Linked DNA regions of Homo sapiens: region 2 is linked to region 1. Evidence: chromatin loops called from intact Hi-C (ENCODE). Cell type or tissue: CD4-positive, alpha-beta T cell. All regions are shown on one strand.

What was found. A loop is a pair of places that touch in the nucleus more often than their neighbours do. Peaks named below come from ENCODE experiments on the same cell type or tissue, not always from the same donor. Only the 100,000 strongest peaks of a DNase experiment are listed, where the experiment ranks them.
Region 2: a loop joins it to region 1, with 10 times the contacts of the local background. A loop is called at or near these places in 9 of 110 quality-filtered maps.

The regions. Positions count from the first base shown.
Region 1 is chrX:65,526,717-65,530,716 of GRCh38, forward strand. It overlaps LAS1L (LAS1 like ribosome biogenesis factor), which reads right to left. Exons shown (of 14, transcript NM_031206.7): 5 at 2,878-3,162; 6 at 2,496-2,542; 7 at 1,544-1,653. Among named protein-coding and RNA genes, the nearest start is that of LAS1L, 6.1 kb to the right of the region's middle. In CD4-positive, alpha-beta T cell, CTCF peaks have their summits at 2,195 (motif pointing left) and 2,400; a DNase peak (open chromatin) is centred at 2,185.
Region 2 is chrX:63,752,831-63,756,830 of GRCh38, forward strand. All of the region lies in intron 1 of ARHGEF9 (Cdc42 guanine nucleotide exchange factor 9), which reads right to left. It overlaps LOC128031833, which reads right to left and starts at 1,834. Exons shown (of 1, transcript NM_001414729.1): 1 at 1,655-1,834. The coding sequence starts at 1,834. The coding sequence ends at 1,655. RefSeq lists an enhancer at 2,179-2,473 and a silencer at 2,333-2,492. In CD4-positive, alpha-beta T cell, no CTCF peak of the experiment used is centred here; DNase peaks (open chromatin) are centred at 1,481, 1,961 and 2,401; H3K4me3 peaks cover 2,158 bases; H3K27ac peaks cover 1,431 bases.

The DNA.
Region 1 (4,000 bases):
GGGAGGAAAGAAGAATGGGTAGACATACTATGCGCCTGCTCTGGACTGAGCTGAGCACTTTGTTTTGGAAACAAAGGCTCACAGCCATACTTGAGAGACAAGGAACTTAGTCTCTAGGAGCCAGACCCTGAGAAGGTCCCGCCTCTATTCCCCTAACCATGACTATCCAAGGGATGCTAATACTCTCCAATGGCAGTTCAAAAGAAAACACCAGGACGGGCGTGGTGGCTCACATCTGTAATCCCAGCACTTTGGGAGGCCAAGGCAGGTGGATCACCTGAGGTCAAGAGTTCCAGACCAGCCTGGCCAACATGGCAAAACCCCGTCTCTACTAAAAATACAAAAATTAGCCAGGTGTGGTGGTACGTGCCTGTAGTCCCAGCTTCTCGGGGAGGCTGAGGCAGGAGAATCCCTTGAACTCGGGAGGCAGAGGTTGCAGTGAGCCAAGATCGTGCCACTGCACTGCAGCGTGGGCAATAGCGAAACTCTGTCTCAAAAAAAAAAAAAAAAAAAAAAAAAAAAAAAAAAAAAAGACCAGGCCGGCTGCAGTGGCTTATACCTGTGATCCCAGCACTTTGGGAGGCCAAGGCAGGACAATCTCTTGAATCCCAAAACTTGAAACCAGCCTGGGCAACATGGTGAGACCCCATCTCTACAAAAAATTATAAAATTAGCCAGACATGGTAGTGCATGCCTGTTGGTCCTAGCTACTTAGGAGGCTGAGGTGGGAGGATTTCTTGAGTGTGCGAGGTTGAGGCTGTAGTTAACTATGTTCGCACCACTGCACTCCAGCCTGGGTGACAGAGCAAGACCCTATCGTAAAAAAAGAGAAAAGGCCAGGCACAGTGGCTCATGCCTATAATCCCAGCACTTTCGGAGGTCCAGAAGGGCAGGTCATTTGAGGCCAGGAGTTTGAGACCAGCCTCGCCAACATGGTGAAACTCTGTCTCCACTGAAAATACAAAAACTAGCCAGGTGTGGTGGCTCACGTCTGTAGTCCCAGCTACTCTGGTGGCTGAGGCATGAGAATCACTTGAACCCGGGAGGTGGAGGTTGCAGTGAGCCGAGACTGCGCCACTGCACTCCAGCCTGGGTAACAGAGCAAGACACTTTCTCAAAAAAAATAAATAAAAAATAAAAAAAAAACAAGACAAGACTAGCAGTGCCCACCATACATATATCTTTTACCTCAAACTTAGACAAGGGCTAGGCAGTGAGTGAGGTGGTAATTATCAAGGGATTTTCCTAGTTGTCAAGAGCTCCACATGCCACCCGACAGACAGGAAAGCAGCTGGCCAGCAGATGGATGATAGTGGGCATTCCTGCCTCTGGCCATTCTAGTATAGGCAACCCCCACCTGGAAGTTGGCAGGGTTGAGGGCAGACAGTTCTGCCAAATGTAGGGTCACTGTGGAGGGGATCAGGATTATCCCTGGGATTTTGTACAGCAGAGGTTGGCAAGCTAGGATAGGGAAACCGATTTCAATGAGGCTGCTACCCTCTATCCTAGAGAATACGCAGCTCCCGGTTACCTAGTTACACACCTGTTCTCGCATGTAACGCCCTTGAGCTCTGCCAGGACACATTCTACACGTGGGGACGGGTTATTCCACGCCTTAATGGCCTTAGGTAAATACCTAAATTTCTCCAGCACCTGCCAGCAAAGAGGGTCCCATCAGAAGGCTGGTTCAGCCAAGCAACCCACCTCCACCCCTCCAGGATCCCTTCCCATAGGACCTCTCAGCACTGCCCTGCAGGGGACAGGGCAGGGCATGCAGGGGGGGGCCCACAACTCCCCTACTGGCCTTGCAACTAAAAATAGCCTGACTCTCAAATGTGAGACTTCCTCCTCCTTCTCCCTCCCTTCCTCCTCCAACTGAATTTCCTGTGGGTAAATACTGAGATGTTCAATGGGGGAATTTGGCTGGAGATAGAGACTCTTAGGCCAAAGGGCCAGAGATGAGGAGAGGCAATGAGTTACAGAAGAAAGATAACTGGGAGATCCAGGTACTAATCCTGGTTCTATCATTAACTGTATATGTGACTTTGGGCCTGTCCCTTCACTCATCCATGGCTTCAATTTCTTAATCTGTGAAAAGGAAGGGCTGAGCTAAATGGTTTCTGAGTGACCTCCCTAAAAACAGCACCCCTCCAGCTCACCTGATTTAGGGAAGCTCTTGGGCCCCATCTACTGGTCAGCTGCGGAATTGCAGGGCTGCGCAACTACCCATTCCCAGTTGTTCCCTACCACCCAGTGGGGCAGATTATCCGCAAACTTCATCATCTGTTCCCTTCCATCGGTGTGGAGGATCAGCCAATTGGACTCTGCTCCTCTTGTCTCCTTCCTAGTTCCCCCCTCTCTCTTTCCGAGAAGTTCCCTCACGCTTTGTCACTTTTCTTTCAAATTCCTTCTCAAGACTTCTCTCAGGTAGCTGGCAAGAGGGAAGAAATGGCTGGGGCAGATGAGAGCACACCAAGTCCAGGGCACTTTCTTACCGTAAACTGCTCCTCTTCGTATGATACCAGCAGTTCTCGGGCTCTTTCTGAAAACAGAATGGGGAGACAGATAGGACTGCCAGCCCAGACCCCTTCTCCTGATGGGATTCTGAGCCTCTCTCACCTCATTTCTTGAGTTGTAATTGAGGAACTAGAATTCCTTCCCCAACTACTTCACAGGGCTCAAGATGGTTTGTGAGGCAAATGTGACAGCCATTATACTATGGAAACTAGCCAGGAGGATGGTTTGTGACAGTAATTTTTTAAGCTAAGATTCACCACAGCCCCAGAGGAAATGCTGAGCCAGGGAAATAAACAGCGTTAACCCTAAGCCTGAGCCTTCTGGGCTCATGGGCCGCTTTCTGCCCTCCAAAACACCTACCATATAGCTCTTTATGACTCAGGGCCTTTTTGCAATGAGAATCCACCTCTTCGCTGCCTTTGCTGTCTCCATCGGCCTTTACATCTGACTCCGTACTTTTCCCATCATCCTGAGGCTCTGGTTTCTGTTCTGTGATGTCATCAACAACAATGTTCTTATCTTCCTCTTGATCCTCTTCCTCTATCCCTTCCCTGAACTCCTCCAACTCCCAGGTCTCTCTCAGGCTGTTCTCCAGTTGGCGGCACCAATAGGTCTTCTGGAGCCAATCCAGGACAAAGTAGCAGCCTAGAGGGGGGAAGGCAGGCAGTGCCACAGGATCAGGCAGGCAGCTAGCAGGCCTCCAGCCTCATCTTGTGGGTATTATAGGAAGGCCCCAGGAAAAGGCTTGGCTCCAAGGTTCAAATCTCAAATATCCAGAAGCAGCCTCTTTCACTCTGGGTTATCCCCCTGTTCTTTGCTTTATCCTGCTTACCAGCACTTTTTCTAGAAAAAAAAACCTATTATTGGACTTAGAGACGAGATGCCAAAAACAGTTAAGGGGCTAGTAAGTGGCAGAAGTAGGAATCAGCCCCATTAGCTAGTTACATGGCCTTGGCCAAGTCTCCCCTTTTCTAGATCTGTTTTCCCATCACAAAGAGTGAGGCTAAATCCAGGATTCTTAATCGGGATGGGGTGGATGTCCAAGGAACCCTTGGGTTCATGACACTGCTGATGGCTCATGCCTGGCAACCTCCCCACCTCAACTATGGAGAGGTATGTGAGACTAATGAGGCACTACCTGAGAAACAACATTTAAGGGGAGTGGCCGGGCACTGTGGTTCACGCCTATAATCCCAGCACTTTGGGAGGCCAAGGTGAGCGGGTCACTTGAGGTCAGGAGTTTGAGACCAGCCTGTGCAACATGATGAAGCCCCAGCTCTACTAAAAAAATACAGCCAGGTGCAGTGGCTCATGCCTGTAATCCTAGCACTTTGGGAGGCTGAGGCGGGCAGATCATGAGGTCAGGAGTTCGAGACTAGCCTGACCAACATGATGAAACCCCATCGCTACTAAAAATACAAAAAAAAAAAATTAGCCAGGCATGGAGGCGCGTGCCTGTAATCCCAGCTACTCAGGAGGTGGA
Region 2 (4,000 bases), 1.8 Mb before region 1:
TGGAACTTGACAGCATAATGCCAGCAGATTTGCACATCAGACATGAACAGCCACCCACATGGGTGGAGGGGGAGCATGTGTGTAGATGTGTATGTGTCCTGATTCACTGCTATAATACATGAGCCATAAATGGCATTATTTCAAGCCAGGTAAGCAATGGAATGGGGAAAGCCTGCCTACATTAACAGGGGAGAAAGAAAATCAAAACGCAAAAAAACAAGTATTATACAGACTGGCATGAGACATTTTTTTTCCTGGCTCTGCCAAGAGCTTTCTCAGAGGAAACAGAAATATAAAAATAATAGCAATAGCAATAACAACAGAAACCACCACCACCATCTGATACAGACAAGCAGTCATATCTCAAACTGGAATGTTGCTTCCAGCTCATGTTTTCCATGCTCTCATCCCTTTCCTTCTAGACGTTTTTGGGTTTTGGTGGTCAAATTTAGCACCAAAATTTGATAACTCTTAATTTAGCACATTACAGACTTTCAGTTTGTTATGGGAATGTTTCAATTACAGAGACCTCTGATCTTAAAGTAACAAACGGGAGCAAACAATAGCATCACCACTTTCTCATCAGCCTTATCAAGTTACATTTAAAATGTAGTTCAAGAACATCATTGCAAACGAGATTATCCCAAAGGAGCCATATCCAAATACTATTATTCCCAAGGTGGATAAAGAGCTGTTTTTTCTTTCTTGTGGGGTTTTTTTTTTTTTTTGATGAGACAAACAAAATCCCCAAACTCAAATCCAGGGGTACAATCTTTGGGAAAGGGAGCCCAAATAGCTCCTGTCAAAGTCCTCTCTTGCCAGTTCAAAAAATCAGAGAATGCTTTCACATACTATTTCATGATTCCAAGGAAATTGACATTTTAAATATCTTAAAGCTTTAAGGTTCAAGAAGTGTTTTAAATGTGGCTTCTTTCAAAATTGAAAATTGTGAACCCTGGAGAGCAAATTGAGATTCAAAGGACACAGTCACCAACTGCCAGCACAACACACCCGTGTCACTTCCCAAATTCTTGCTTCTCCTTAGACACTAAAGAAGCATTTTCCCTAAATCCATTCCTTGCATCGATTATTTTCCCTCTAAATATCCACTGCAAAGACTGTCTTTCCTATGATGTCAAATATTCATCATGCTCTTCCACAAACCCTTTTCCCCTCAAACAAACCCAAATGCACTCCTGATGGCAAGAGAGAAATTTTGACTAAAATTCCCTGATGGAGTTTAAAGGTAGTCTTCAAGGAAATGAGTTAAGACACCACAGACAGCAAAGCCACTGTTTAAGGACGCAGAGCTTGCTCCATGAACGCCACATAGATTAAAAATGCACACACGCATGCACACTTAAATAGAAAGCATTTCTTCATCAACAATTTCACTCAAGCAATAGGCAACTATACGCGCAGGCATTCTTAAAAGACAAGACACGACAAAAGATTTAGGGAGAGATAATATACCAACGTCATACATATCACAGCGAGGCCATGTTGAAGCTCAAAACGTTTTCCCCCCTGAGTAAGAAAGCTTGTTCTTTCTCTCTCTTTCCCTGTCTCTGTCTGTGATTTTTTTTTTTTCTCGGTGGCTCTCGGGATGAAATCAAAGCGAGAGTTCGCGACAGCTCAGGTGGCTGGACTCCATTCAGCGCGTTCCCAGGAAAAACATGAGTATGACATTGACAAGCAGGAGGACTACAATCACGGCAAAAACGACTACAGTTTGCACATCCAGGGTCATGGTGCAATGCAGAACACTGTAGTGTTCCAGGTGGGGGGCCGGCAGATTGGGAGATGTCAGTCTCTGTTCTGTCAGACTGTCCATACAGCCACCATGCTAGAAAGGAGAGGAGGAAGTAGGGTGGTTAGAGAAGGGCTGGGTTTGGCGCCCGAGTTTAGTCGGGGGAGGGGAGGGGGATGGGGACGGGGTGCTTGGTTCCCCCCTTCTCAGGATTGGGCTGATCGTTTGTCCCTAGCTGAGAAATCTTAGCTTGCGCTGAAGTCGGCAGAGTCCAGCATTCTCTCTCGGGCGCCACGGGAAAGGCAAAATCCTAGCTTTCAAAGGGAAAGGCGGGGGGAACCTGTGAGTGGTTCTCCGGCGCCTGCTCAGTCTGTCCGGGCGTGCGTCCGTCCGCCTGCCTGGCTACCGGTCAGTCTCAGTCTCCCCTACTCCCTTTACTTCGCTCGTTTTCCTAAGCTTGCTCGCTCTCTTCGCTGGGCTCCCGGCTGCCAGACACTCGTTCGATCCCTGCCTTGCTGGCCCTATCCCTCTTCTCTCCCCATCCCCCGCTCAGCCCATAGGCTGCCTTTTTATTCACCGAGCGACTGCGGGCGCTTGCGTGAGGCGCGGCCAGAGCCACTGACATACCCGCCGACCAATAACAGATGCCGCAGTAGCACGTTCGCTGCCCAGGGGCGGGACTTGCGCTGGCGTGCTAGCCGCGACCGCCAATCAGAGCCTCAAGGCTCCCAAGCAAGCTCGCTCTCCCCAGACCGGCGAGAGTCACCAGCCACCAGTTCTGGTTTGGGGGTGGGGAGCTTCTTGGGGGCGGATAGAGGGGGTATATAAGGAGATGGGGAGGAAAAGGACTGGGAAAGAGGGAGGGAAGGGACCCAATAGGATGCAAGGGGAGGAGATCACGTGAAGAGGGAGAAAAAGAAGAAAAGACGAGGAGGAAGGAGAAGAGAGGGAAGATAATGAAGAAAGAGAATTGTGGGGAAAGGCAGAAAAAAGGATGGTGAGGAGAAAGAAGGAATGGGGGAAAAACGGATAGGTAGCTGTGGAGAATGCATGTGCCTAGCAGCCACTTTGTTTGGAGCCTGGGCCAAGGAGGAAGCAAAGGTGCTTTTGGCCACTGCCTAAGAATTTACAGGCAACCCACAATTAGCTATAAAAAGCCAACAAACCAGTGTTGTGGACAGAATCACAGGGACACACGACAGAATTTCCAAAATCCAATTCTATTTGGCTTTCCCTGATACCACTGCCCTTACCTGGTCAGATTTCCTTTCTTGATTATAGATTCTTCAGACTAGGACAGTTAGCTTGCAATTTTCCAGCATTCTGGGTACTATGAAGGGAAGCCAGCATAGGGTTAAACATTCGCCATGGAAAATCCTCTACAGAACTTGCAATCTGCTTCTAATCATTGCCCTGCTCTGTGACCTGGTATCTAGAGCTAAGGAGGGAAAAGCCATGGAGTGGAGACCAGAAGGTTTCAAATTTACTCTCAGCCCTACCTCAAACTTGCTGTATGACTTTTGGGCAATTCCCTTTTCCTCTCAGGGGTCTGTCTTCTGTCTCCCTCCTGTCAATGAGGACTTAGACTTATCTGAGAATTCAGTTAAACCTCAGAACACTCACCTCAGAAAAAAACAATTTCAGTGGTTCCCTGGGCCTTCAAACCAAGGATTCCCTTATACAGGAGATCTCTCAGAGCCTTTTTGCTCTTATATTATAGGATTATATGACTGAACAGATAGGTATATACCTAAGAAAAATGAAAACATGCCAACACAAAAACTTATACATGAATGCTTATAACAGCATTATTCACAATAGCCAGAAGATGGAAACAATTCAAATGTCCAACAACTGATGAATGGGTAAACAAAATGTGGTATATACATACAATGAAGTATTATTTAACCATAAAAAGGAATGAACTACTGATACATGCTACAACATAGATGAGCTTTGAAAACATGCTAAGTGAAAGACGTGAGAAAAAGGCTTTTGTAAGATTCCATTTATAGAAAATGTTCATATAGTTAGCGTAAATACTGTTTCATGATGCTTTTGTTTCAGTTATATATAAATATAAATGTACTGGCCTGTAATGTGAAATGTGTTTCTTATAGCAAGTAATAGTCAAAACGGTTTGAAAACTACTCTTCTAGATTATGTTGAGACAGATACTGGTGATCAGGACAGTACCATAATATAAACAACTACAGTCTTTCTCCTAGTCTTTGAAAGTTCAGTCTTATC